Regions from separate parts of the Homo sapiens genome. Here region 2 is linked to region 1. The links are chromatin contacts, found by Hi-C in ENCODE. All regions are on one chromosome and are shown on one strand. Each heading gives the region's core, a stretch centred on a gene start or an enhancer-like site at or near the end of the contact. The rest is flanking DNA. Distances are from core to core; before and after follow the strand shown. Region 1 holds the start of RHEB (Ras homolog, mTORC1 binding). Region 2 holds the start of ZNF425 (zinc finger protein 425).

What was found. A loop is a pair of places that touch in the nucleus more often than their neighbours do. Pooled maps may share reads with other maps.
Region 2: a loop to region 1 is called in a map of naive thymus-derived CD4-positive, alpha-beta T cell, with 36 times the contacts of the local background. The contact joins the promoter of ZNF425 here to the promoter of RHEB in region 1. A Hi-C loop is called at or near these places in 1 of 168 maps with a recorded cell type or tissue (naive thymus-derived CD4-positive, alpha-beta T cell), 1 of 37 single-sample maps with no recorded cell type and 7 of 50 pooled maps.

Annotation. Positions count from the first base shown.
Region 1 is chr7:151,515,938-151,522,448 of GRCh38, reverse strand. It overlaps RHEB (Ras homolog, mTORC1 binding), which reads left to right and starts at 2,554. Exons shown (of 8, transcript NM_005614.4): 1 at 2,554-2,989. The coding sequence starts at 2,938. RefSeq lists silencers at 2,104-2,153, 2,194-2,543, 2,714-2,873, 3,044-3,163, 2,874-3,303 and 1 more and an enhancer at 4,374-4,423.
Region 2 is chr7:149,125,044-149,131,554 of GRCh38, reverse strand. ZNF425 (zinc finger protein 425) reads left to right here and starts at 5,231. Exons shown (of 4, transcript NM_001001661.3): 1 at 5,231-5,359. The coding sequence starts at 5,342. It also overlaps the pseudogene RN7SL521P and a transcript of ZNF398 not described here. RefSeq lists enhancers at 4,252-4,301, 4,965-5,516, 5,517-6,068, 6,316-6,511 and silencers at 4,462-4,901, 5,633-5,806.

The sequences.
Region 1 (6,511 bases), core at 1,305-3,804:
GGGGTCAAGTGATCCTCCCACCTCAGCCCTCCACGTAGCTGGGACTACAGGCAGGTTCCACCACGCCCGGCTTTTTTTTTGTATTTCTTTGTAGAAACAGCTTTTCTCCATGTTCCCCAGGCTGGCTAAGTCACTTTTCAAACCAAACAAATTCTCCCCACTCTAGAATAAAGGAATCTTCTAAACCTTTGGATCCTACATTAAAGGGCTTGAAGACAGCAACTGGAAAACTTTTTTTTTTTTTTTTTTGAGACAGAGTCTCACTGTTTTGCCCAGGCTGGAGTGCAGTGGCGCTATCTGAGTTCACTGCAACCTCGCCTTCCAGTTTCAAGCAATTCTCCTGCCTCAGCCTCCTGAGTAGCTAGGATTACAGGCATGTGCCACCACGCCTGGCTAATTTTTGTATTTTTAGTAAAGACGGGGTTTCACCATGTTGGCCAGGCTGGTCTGGAACTCCTGACCTCGTGATCCGCCTGCCTCGACCTCCCAAAGTGCTGGGATTACAGGTGTGAACCACCGCGCCCAGCCTGGAAAACTTTTTGAATGAATTTGTCCTTTACAACTGTGCTTCACATCTGGATTACCAATATTCTCAGGCTAGGGCAGTGCTTTCAAACTTTTTGAAGCAACCCACTGTAAGAAACTTTACAATGAGGCCGGGCACGGTGGCTCACGCCTGTAATCCCAGCACTTTGGGAGGCCGAGGCGGGCGGGTCATGAGGTCGAGAGGTCGAGACCATCCTGGCCAGTATGGTGAAACCCTATCTCTACTAAAAATACAAAAATTAGCCAGGCGTCGTGGCGGGCGCCTGTGGTCCCAGCTACTCGGGAGGCTGAGGCAGGAGAATGGCGCGAACCCGGAAGGCGGAGCTTGCAGTGAGCCGAGATTGCGCCACTGCACTCCAGCCTGGGCGACAGAGAGAGACTCCGTCTCAAAAAAAAAAAAGAAAGAAACTACAGTAAATCCCAACATGCAATAATACATATATAGCATATCTATAAACATATATATCTACACGTGCACTTACACAAACTTACCCTTACTCATTTTTTTAACTCACCACTGTACTAATGAGGACACATACTTACCCTTACTATGCATAACGCAGTTTTCTATTCTGTTCTATTTTTTTTAAAAAAAGGTAAAACTAAACTGATTTTATAATGCAAGGAATTTAGTAGCATCTGTTCAAAAACACCGTGGTGAGGGTATCCGAATCCACAGGATAAAAACGACACATTTTACAGGAGAGTGCATTTTAAGACCTTTATTTTAAAATACTTAAAATAACTATAGCGTAAACCTCAACATTTCATGGAAACATAGAACTTCCAGACATTGATCACTTCTGGCTGGCTGCCTGGGGCTTCCATCTGTAGATCCCCGAGGACAAGAATGCACACCCCAGCCCCTCATCGGAGTGCTTCCGTGGGAAAGCTGGAGGGAGTCGCTCTTGGGTTGGGTGTTCCAAGTCGACTCCAGTCACCTCTAAACCTTCCTACGCTGGAATACAAGGCCTGCCACTCAGCTTCCCCTGGCTTCATTCCTCCCCACCGATCACTGGCAAAGGGCGAAGGGCCATGCCCGGCCTCTGCAGGTCCCCACTGCCAAACAGCCTGGGCAGAATAGGGGCGGGTTCCCCGGCGCGGCGGAGTCTCTGCTAACTCGGCAAGTGCCAAGCCCTCCAGCAGCCACCACGCCGGGCCTGCCTGCAGGCTGGTCCCTCAACGGCACCTGCGTTCCCGGCCGGGCTTCCCTTCCCGCGCCCCTCTGCACTGCACCCCTGGGAAGGCTGTGCCCACACCACGGTCTCCGCCCGTCCACACCGCGGCCCGAGGCGTTCCTGGCACCCGGCTCGGGCCTGCCCGCCGCACCAGCCGCCCCGGTGCTGGCGGAGAACCGGCTTCCCGCCCCGGCGCTGTTCCAGGAGGTGCGCCGAGCTCCGCGCGAAGCGAAGCGGACACCAGAACTGACGAGGCTCGCCCTGTTTTTAATGAAATTCCTAACACTTTGAATTAACGCAGACTCCATGCTTCCCACAGTCCTTCGGCCGTCGGTGACGCTTAGTCACCACTACATCCTCAAACCCAGACACGAACGCTAACGCAGCTCAAGGAGAATTTTCAAAAAACCCCGAGGGAGGAGCCAGCCCACCCGCCCAGGCCACGCGCCTCGCGCCCTTCACGGGCTCAGCGGGCGCGAACCCGCCAACCGCTTAGCGTTTCGCCAATCACCGCACCTCCCACCTATTGCCCCGCCCTGCGCTCCGTTCTGGCCAATCACCAGGGAGCCACCGTTTGTCTCTCCGCCTCTCCCGCCCGCCCCTAACCGGTTGGAAGTTTGAAGCCTTCAAACCTAGCCGGCGCCCAACAGCGCGGTAGCAGCGAGGTGTATTTTTAGCTCCCGGGCGGGCAGCCCCGCCCCCCCCTCCCCGCCTCCTTGTTTCCCCCAATGGGAGATGGAGTTTCCGACACGTCATCGCGCGGCTGTGCAGGAGCTGTCCAATCGGCGCTCGGGGAGAATGGCGTAATTAAAAAGCGGCGGAAGAAGGTGGGAGGGTCATGACGCAGCGAGTTTCAGTCGTGACTTTTCTGGGGGCATCGCGGCGTCCCCTTTTTTTGCCTTTAAAGTAAAACGTCGCCCCGACGCACCCCCCGCGTATTTCGGGGGGCGGAGGCGGCGGGCCACGGCGCGAAGAGGGGCGGTGCTGACGCCGGCCGGTCACGTGGGCGTGTTGTGGGGGGGAGGGGCGCCGCCGCGCGGTCGGTTCCGGGCGGTTGGGAGCGCGCGAGCTAGCGAGCGAGAGGCAGCCGCGCCCGCCGCCGCCCCTGCTCTGTATGCCGCTCTCTCCCGGCGCGGCCGCCGCCGATCACAGCAGCAGGAGCCACCGCCGCCGCGGTTGATGTGGTTGGGCCGGGGCTGAGGAGGCCGCCAAGATGCCGCAGTCCAAGTCCCGGAAGATCGCGATCCTGGGCTACCGGTCTGTGGGTGAGTGGCCGGTGGCCGCGCGGCCTCCTCGCGCCGCCGGGGCCTCGCCTGGGAGCCGGGTCGCGGCCGGGCCTGCGAAGTTTGGAGCCGGCGCGGCCATGTGGCGGGGCGGGCGGGGGCCGCGCGTTTCGTAACCACCATTCTGAGCGGAGGTGGTGGCGGTCGGGGCGGCGTCCGCGCCGGTGGAGGAGCCGCGGTAGCTGGGCGCCCTCCGCGGGCCGGGCGGGCAGGTGGCGGCCGGGCGGAGGGCGTGGGAGGCGCGGGGCGGGGGCCGTCGGCCGCCGAGGAGTCCGGGTCTCGTCTGGGGAAGTGAGGCGGCGCCGGGGAGCCGCGCTAGAGGCTGCCGCGAGGGAGTCACACCTGCCTCCCCGCCTTCGCCGCGGGCGCGCGTGACCGGGGCTGGCGGTCTCCCCCACCCCGCCCCCGATGTAAGGAAAAGAAAGTCCGTGGGATTTTAACAAAGGAAGCAGCGCCTCGGCTTCATTCCATCTGTGGTGAAGTTTACCCTTGTAAAGAAAACTAGGGATTTAGAGGACGTTTGGGCACTGAACGCAAGTTTTCTGCATAGGAAACCTAGGCGATCCCCCAAAAGAGGTCCCTCTGGAGGCCCTCGAGATGCTGCTGGCGGCCTGGGTAGGAAGACAGAGAAAAAGGAATGTCTGATCTCTCGGTGCCCTATTTTTGTTCGGGAAGGAATAAGGTCAGGTACTTGCAACCAGGCTGTTGAAGTAATTCCAAAGTCTTTTTGTTTTCTTTTTCTTCCCCCAAAAGGTTGACATACATTTGAAACAGTTCCTAGCAGTCGCCTTATTGCTGAATAAGGTGGCTTAGGGTCGGGTTGGGGGGCGGACGGGGTGTTACAGAACGAGCGGTTTTCTGGCCTGTGTGAAACCAGAGCGATTGAACTTAGACACGCTTCAGGGTGAGGCTGTATTGTCTCCCGACATCCGGAAGCCTGGAGAAATTAGTTCATCTTTTCGGGCTGTTTTGAAGTAACTGTCTATAGAAGGCGTGCACCGGGCCACAGTTGAGGGGATGGGGAGGTGAAAGCGAGGGTTCCGAGGCTCCCGTGATTGCGGAACGGGGTGACTATCTGTCATGGGAAGCTTGTACCTGCCTGCCGCTCACTGGATGCACTCCCCAACTGCGCTTTCCACCGCCTGTGCCAGGGTCTGTGCTCTTTGACCAAGATCAGCCACTGCATGCTTACTCATCCTTTTACCACCTCTCCGTCGAGAGCCGGGGGGAAATTAAGGGCTGAAAGAAGCTTGGCTAGAGATGCGGGGTGCCTAGAGTCGTAGGGGAACTCTTGTGCGATGCGGTGCTGAATCCGAGGGGATGCATAGGTGGCAGCTTTAACAGCTGCAGCCAGGAAGTAACCATGAATCAAATGGAGGGGTTCAAAGTCACTAATTGTTCAAATATCAACATGGAACCTGGGATCCAGCCTTTATTGGCAGCCTGAATCCATGCTCTTGTCTCTGTTCTCTTGATTTCCTCCTCTGCATTTTGAGGAGTTGGGACCGCGAGGTGTTCTGGCTCTTGGGTGAGCCTTCCCTAGTCAGTCAAGTAAGTACTTATTGGCAACTATTTGGAAATAGTAGTCCCTGAATAATCACGTTATAGGCAACAAGTACCTCGGCTACCTGATTTCAACCCAAGAGAATGACCTAAAGATCTTGACTGATTTACCCTTTTCAAATGTCGAAATGGTAGCTCTAGTCTTTGGTGAGCAGGGCTAGTTTTATCACTTTTTTTTTTTTTTTTTTGGCTACAGAAGTTCCTTATGTCCAGTTGAAATCCATTCTGTTTTATCTTCCCTCTATTCAGCGTCCTCCTGAGGACGGAGATGTGACAGGCCACCCCTTAGCCTTGTCCTCACAAACTGTTGCTTGTTAAATACTGTGCTAACTTAGTCTCCGGTGGGATACAGGGTCACTTTTAGTCCCTATTTTCTGTCTTCAGTATTTCATATTTCTGCAACCTACCCCACTTCTCCATATTTATTTTCAAGCGTAGTCATATTAAACGATTTTGGAGAGGTTAAGTTGCTCCCAATCTTGTATTTGATTTTTTTTTTTTTTTTTTTCCGAGACGGAGTTTCGCTCTTGTGACCCAGGCTGGAGTGCAATGGCGCGATCTCGGCTCACTGCATCCTCCACGCCCCGGACTCAAGCGATTCTCCTGCCTCAGCCTCCAGAGTAGCTGGCACTACAGGCGTGCACCACTATGCCCGGCTAATTTTGTATTTTTAGTAGAGACGGGTTTCACCACTTGGCCAAACGTCAGGCTTGTCTCAAACGCCTGACCTCAGGTGGTCCTCCCACCTTGGCCTCCCAAAGTGCTGGGATTATAGGCGTGAGCCACCATGCCCAGCCGCATTTGATTTTAAAGTGTATTATGAGCCAGGATATTTTGTAGTATGTGGGGTCTTTTTTAGGGGAAGGAGATTAGGTTTTGCCAGCAGGTTTCTTCTAGTAAGCCACCCTTTTGAGAATTACTCAGCATGCTCACTTCTGGGAGCTTACTGGCATGTTTGCTTGCAAATGGTGGTGCTGTACCAGAGAAATTTGAGTACCTGTGTTTCTAGATTGTGGTATTTTGTGATGCTGAGCTGTTTGTCCTATATTCTGGGGGTAGAGCCACATAAAAAGCCTCCACACCTTTCTTAGAATGTTCTCTTGATTAAATACATTAAGCCAGTTTGACTAGTAGGATACTTGTCATTGTGATTTGTCATGCCACAAACTTTATTTTTAAAGTTGTCTTCAGATAAAACAAAAAAGTGCTATGTTTGTTTAACTAGTTGGCTTTCTTTTTTTTTTTTTTTTTTTTTTGTGACAGAGTCTCACTCTATCACCCAGGCTGGAGTGCAGTGGCGGGATCTGGGCTCACTGCAACCTCTGCTGCCCAGGTTCAACCGATTCTCCTGCCTCAGCCTCCCAAGTAGCTGGGATAACAGGCGCCTGCCACCCCGCCCAGCTAATTTTTGTATTTTTAGTAGAGACTGGGTTTCACCATCTTGGCCAGGATGGTCTTGAACTCCTGACCTCGTGATCCACCTGCCTCGGCCTCCCTAAGTGCTGGGATTACAGGCATGAGTCACTGCACCCAGCCCACTACTTGGCTTTCCGTTTTCTTTTTTTCTTTTTTTTTGAGTGTTGTCAGAACTACCAATAGGTAAAATATAATTCTCAGGTAGTCTATACAATTCTCCCTGCCAGTCCCCTGTACTTTTCCTGGTATTTACAATGTTAAAGCTTTTAAGGACACGTCACCTATAACTCTGGGAGTCTGGCTTTCAGGGAGTGCTTTGTATTAACTGTTGCCGTGATGGCCAAAAGTACCAGCTCCCTGACATTCCGTTATTTCTACCACAACGGAGTAGTCCCGCGATAGGAAGTAACTCAACTTAAAATGGTAGTGTTACGTAAACTGTCTTCAGCCTGGTACATCTTTCACTGGGATTTTACCTGTACAGAGAGCTTTGGTAACCTAGTTTACCATTAGACCATAATTAAA
Region 2 (6,511 bases), core at 3,982-6,481, 2.4 Mb after region 1:
GCCACCACACCCAGCTAATTTCTGTATTTGTAGTAGAGATGGGGTTTCACCGTATTGGCCAGGATTGTCTCAATCTCCTGATCTCGTGATCCATCAGCCTCTGCCTCCCAAATTGCTGGGATTACAGGTGTGAGCCACCACACCCAGCCTGTTCTAATATGTTAAAAGAATTGCCCATAGTAAAATCTTTCCTTAATAAAAAGTCCATATTTATCAACCTGAGAAAAATGCAATTGAAAAATGGACAAGGAGCAAGAACAAAAACTTAACTAGAAGTTGGCAATTTAGCACGTAATAAGAATTTTTTGTATCATTAGCAACTAGGGAAATCCAAATAAAAACTACATTGAGATACCCCTACACTGAAACAGACCCAATTGCCCTATAGAACTGATGTTTATGGTTTCTTTGAATAAACACAGTAACTGATCCTTTTAGTCTTAAAACTTGAGACAGTTACATTTGTCTTATCTGAGTTCCTTTCTCAGGAAAGCAACCATCAGGCCTCCCAGATAGTATTAACCAGTTGAAACTCACAGGATCACTGAATTTGGACAATGAAAGTCAGACCCCTCACCCATCATGATTGCCTAACCCACCACCTGCTTCCTGTTGACCAAACCCTCTTCCTTACCCCTAACCAATTCATGTTTTTCCACATATGGTTACATTTCCTCCCAGCAATAGAAGCCGCTCATTTTAGCCTGTCAGGGAGATGGATTTGAGACTGATCTCCCATCTCCCATCTCCCATCTCCTCAGCAGTAACACCCAATTAAAGCCTTCTTCGTTGGCAACACTTGTTGTTGTCATGATTGGCTTTCTGAGCCACAAACAGCAGCACCTAGACCAAACCCCTGGTGTTTCAGCAACACCACCATTGATTAGAATGTCTAACGGTTTTTTTAAATGCTAAAAATACCAAATAAAGAACGTGGGCCAACTGAACTCTCATGCGTTCACAAGGGGAACACATAATAGTACAGTCACTCTTAAAAATGGTTTGCTAGTTCCTTGTAAAATTAAATATACATATTTACCGTGACTCAGCAGTCCCACTCCTGGGTATCTACCTTAAAGAAATAAAAATTTATTTTCACACAAAAACCTGTATGCAAATGTTTATAGCAGCTCTATTCAGAATTCCAAAACTTGGAAAAGGCTGGGCACAGTTGCTCATTCCTGTCATCCCAGCACTTTGGGAGGCCAAGGCAGGCGGATCACTTGAGGTTAGGAGTTTGAAACCAGCCTGGCCAACATGGTGAAACCCCTTCTCTACTAAAAATACAAAAATTAGCCAGGTGGGGTGGTGTGCACCTGTAATCCCACCTACTCAGGAGGCTGAGGTGGGGGAGTCGCTTGAACCCCAGAGGTGGAGGTTGCAGTGAGCCGAGATCATGCCACTGCACTCCAGCCTGGGCAACAGAGTGAGACTCCATCTCAAAAATAAATAAATAGGCCGGGTGCAGTGGCTCATGCCTGTAATCTCAGTACTTTGGGAGGCTGAGGCAGGCAGATCACCTGAGGTTGGGAGTTCGAGACCAGCCTGACCAACATGGAGAAACCCCGTCTCTACCAAAAATACAAAATAGCCAGGCGTGGTGGCACATGCCTGTAATCCCAGTTACTAGGGAGGCTGAGGCAGGAGAATCGCTTGAACCTGGGAGGCGGAGGTTGCGGTGAGCTGAGATTACTCCATTGCACTCCAGACTGGGCAACAAGAGCAAAACTCCATCTCAAAAAATAAATAAATAAATAAACAAATAAGTATAAAAAATAATAAAACGGAAAAAATACAAATATCCTTCAATGGATAAATACTCTTCAGTATATCATAACATGGAATACTATCAGCAATTAAAATAAAACTGTTGTAGGCCAGGCGCAGTGGCTCATGCCTGTAATCCCAGCGCTTTGGGAGGCCGAGGTGGGTGGATCACCTGAGGTCAGGAGTTGGAGAACAGCCTGACCAATATGGTGAAACCCTGTGTCTACTAGAAATATAAAAATTACCTGGGTGTGGTGGGATGCACCTGTAGTCCCAGCTACTCGGGAGGCTGAAACAGGAGAATCATTTGAACCTGGGAGGTGGAGGTTGCAGTGAGCCAAGATCGAGCCACTGCACTCTAGCCTGGGCAACAGAGCAAGACTCCGTCTCAAAAAAATAACAATAAAAAATAAATAAAATAAACTGTTTTCACACACAATGATATGGATACCAACTAAATTGTGACCTTTTTTCCTTTCTTGTCCAAATTTCTAACTAAGGGACATAGGAAATCATGCCCTACAAACTATAAAAATCTCACCAGAAGGGTTTTATTTAACCCTATATAACCGCTTAGTTTCCAACCTGACTCTGGCATAACATTGCATGACAAAGAAGGAAATCAAAATATTTTATCCCCAAATATGCTTCTTTGCAGTATATATTATATATTTATATGAAAATATAGGGCCAGGCACAGTGGCTCATGCCTGTAATCCCAGCACTTTGGGAGGCCGAGGTAGGTGGATCACGAGGTCAAGAGTTGAAGACTAGCCTGGCCAACATGGTGAAACCCCATCTCTACTAAGAATACAAAAATTAGCCCAATGTGGTGGCACATACCTGTAATCCCAACTACTTGGGAGGCTGAGGCAGGAGAATCGCTTGAACCTGGGAGGCGGAGGTTGCAGTGAGCCAAGATCACACCACTCTACTCCAGCCTAGGCAACAGAGCAAGACTACGTCTGGAAAAAACCCAACAAACAAACAATATATATATATATATAATTTTATTTTATTTTATTTTATTTTTTTGAGACAGAGTCTCCCTCTGTCTTCCTCTCTCACCCAGGCTGTAGTGTCAGCACAATCTGTGCTCACTGCAACCTTCGCCTCCCAGGCTCAAGTAATCCTCCCACCTCTGCCTCCCAAATAGCTGAGATTAACGTCTTTGCCACTGTGCTGACAAAATCTTGTATTTTCTGTAGAGATGGGGTTTCGCCATGTTGCCCAGGCTGGTCTTCAACTCCTGTGCTCAGGCAATCCTACTGCCTCAGCCTCCCAAAGTGCTGGGATTACAGACGTGAGCTACTGCGCCCGGCCAGAGAATCTAGCACCTTTTAAAGGTTTAAATAGGAAATTTTTGCCATCTAAAGACAGTCACTATGAGACATCCTAAGAATCTTGGTCTCCACAACCCCTTATCTTAACCCAGACACTCCTTTCTATGAACCTGGTCTTCAGATAGCCAATTGCCAATCAGAAAATCGCTGAATCCGCCTGTGACCTGTAAGCACCGCTTGGAGTTGTCCCGCCTTTCCTGACAGAACCAGTGTACACTTTACATGTATTGACTGATGTCTTAAGTCTTCCCAAAACGTGTAAAATCAAGCTGTAACCCAACCACCTTGGATACATGTTCTTAGGACCTCTTCAGACAGTACCTTGGCCTTCCTCACTCATATTTGGCTCAGAATAAACTTCTAAATATTTTACAGTTTGACTCTTCGTAAACATGGATGAATCACAAAAGCATTACGCTTTTGAGGAGCCAGTCACAAAAGGTTATATCATACTGTATGATTCCATTTATATACCATTTCTAAAAAGAGAAAACTAGGTTTCAAGAGCAGATCAGTCCTTGCCAAGGATCCAGGTGTCGGAGGGAGTGACCATAAAGCAAATGAAGCACAGAAGAGAATGGCAGCACAAGGAGTTTCAGGGTGGGACAGGGCTCTTCCGTATCCTGGTTACAGTGGTTACTACACGTATACATACATATGTGAAAATTCATAGAACTTTACACCCAAAGAAACGTTAGTTTTTTTGTTTGTTTGTTTTTGGTTTTTTTGAGATGGAGTCTCCCTCTGTCGCCCAGGCTGGAGTGCAGTGGCGCGATCTCGGCTCACTGCAAGCTCCGCCTCCCGGGTTCACGCCACTCTCCCGACTCAGCCTCCCTAGGAGCTGGGACTACAGGCGCCCGCCACAACGCTCGGCTATTTTTTTTTTTTTTTTTTTTGTATTTTTAGTAGAGACGGGGTTTCGCCGTTAGCCAGGATGGTCTCGCTCTCCTGACCTCGTGATCCGCCCGCCTCCGCCTCCCAAAGTGCTGGGATTACAGGCGTGAGGCACCGCGCCCATCCGAAACGTTAGTTTTAATGTAAGGTTTTTTTTTTTTAACCCTTTAATCAGTAAGGTGCATCTACATTTCACGATTCCGGGACAAATACAGATGTGCACACGCTCCTCAGCCTATGCAGGGACTACTTTCTCATGGACATCCTTTCTAACTACACACTTTTCATTTGTTACTTTAGCCTGACACCTAAAACATGACTAGGACAGAATGCGAGGTTGATTTTCTGGGGACAGTCGCCACCCCCTTCCTTGCCCTCTCTCTCCTTTCTGTCTCTCCCTGGTTTCCCCTTCTGCGTCTTCCCACCTCTCCCGTTTTTGCGTCTTCGTGTTTCTCACGCCCTGTGTCATGGCCTCCTCCGTCTTCTCCCGCTCTGTCACAGTCTCCCGCCGGGGGCTAGGGGTGCCCGGCCCGCATCCCTGGGCGACCCTGAGTCCCCGCAGGCGGCCCCGAGGCCGGGGTGGCTTCCGCATGGGGTCTCTGCCCGAGGCCTTTCTCTGCCAAGGAGGGAGTGTGGACGCTCGGGGAGCCCAGAAGGGCGCTGCACCCACGGGGACCGGACGTGGTGGGCGGACCCCTCCTCCGCGTCCCCGACGGGACATGCCCGGGGCCCACACGGCCTCCGCGCCCCCGGCGGGACGGACACCCCGGGCCACCGCGCGCCCCCCACCACCTACCCGGCCTCGCTGGATTCCCGGGACCCCCTCACAAACGAAACCCTCGAGCTCATCCCTGACTTGGGGGCAGCTTTGGAAGGAACAGCACCGGACTCTCACCCTCTCGCTGCCTCTCAGTCCGGGTTTCTGTGGAGCGCGTCTCCCAGTCGCTGTCCCTACTCTCTCCCTGTTCCTGCTCTCTCCATGTTCACCTGCCCCTCCGTTTCCCCTCCCGTCAGCTCCCTCATCTCGTCTTCGACCGCATCCCTCGCATGCAGATCCGGGAGTCCAAGGGTCCCTCAAAGACCGGCGTGCTGCGGCCCGCACGGAGGGTGCCCGGGCCCCTCCTCTGAGGACCGACTCCCTCTGGCGGCGCCGCTCCTCCCGCCCGCAGGGGGCGCTATGGGGCGGAGCGGCTTCCGCTTCCGAGCGCCGAGTCCCAGCATGCACCGCGCCCGGCCGGCTCTGCCTTTGGGGGCCAGCAGGGCTGTACCTGGGAGTTGGGTTGGGGCGGAGCGGAGGGGAGGCCGTGCCAGGCAGGGCCGGTTCGTGCGGAACCGCCATGGCCGAGCCGGCTTCGGTAAGAAGGGCCGGTGGAGGATGCAGGCTCTGTCGAAACTCGGGTCCCTGTCGCAGCTGGATTGGGGTCCGCGTCCAGGGAGTGGGGCGGCCGGGGCCTGGGCCTGGGGGTTGGCAGTGGCCCACGGACTGAGCTCCGGGCTGGGCTGGAGAAGGTGCAGTCTTGCTGCGTGTGCTGTTCTGGAATTGACCTGGGGAAAAGCTGGTCTGGCCGGGCTTGGCCGCGCGCGTCTGTGGCCCCGGCCACTCGGAAGGCTGAGGCGGGAGCAGCGCTTGAGCCCGGGAGCTCTGCGCTGTATATGCGCTAGGTCCGTCGCGCGGTGCCTCTGAGTTCTGCATCTGTGTGGTGACCTCTCGGGAGCGGGGACCACCAGGTTCCCCAGGGAGGGGGAACCGGCCCAGCTCGGAAACCGAGCAGGGCAAAACCCCAGTGCTGATCGTTAGTGGGATCGCGCCTGTGAATAGCCACTGCCCTCCAGCCTGGGCAACAGCCAGACCCCGTCTGTTTAATACATAAATAAAAGTTGGTTTGGGAGAAAGAATCCGGGTGGGAAAGATCTGTTTCTCGGCCTGTTGTAGGCTCAGATCAACAACGCTGTCCCTGCCTTCAGTGTCGGGGCTCTGAACCTCGGGGTCTCTCTGGGGCCCGTGCTCTCCTGCTGAAGGTAGTTTCAGAGAAGCACATCAGTGTTAAGCAGATGAGAAAAAGGAGAAGGAAAGCTGGAACTGAGAGAAATTGGAGACCGCTCCCTCTAGGAAAGGACAGAAAACTTAAAATGAATTGGGTGGTTAGCGTAAATCGAATTTACCGTAAATGCTGTAGTATTGTAATGTAGTATTGAAAATTTGAGCACCGGTTTTAGAGTTTGAAAGGCGTATCCTGAGGCTTAATCCAAGAAACCCTGTTACATTCAGTTAAGTATAACTTGCTTAAGTGTGCAAGTTTTTCTTGTGCCCCCAATGAAATTTTATAATCTTAGGAATGTAATGCTCCTTATTTGCATTTGATTCTTCCCTTTTGCTTCCCACTCCTTTTCCCCACCCTCCTTTGGCAGGTACAGATTCTTTTCTGATTTCTCCAAGCTTTGTTTCTACAGCCAGGCTTTCTTTTTTTCTCTCCTCTTTAAGTGATTGGGAATCTCCTGGAATATTC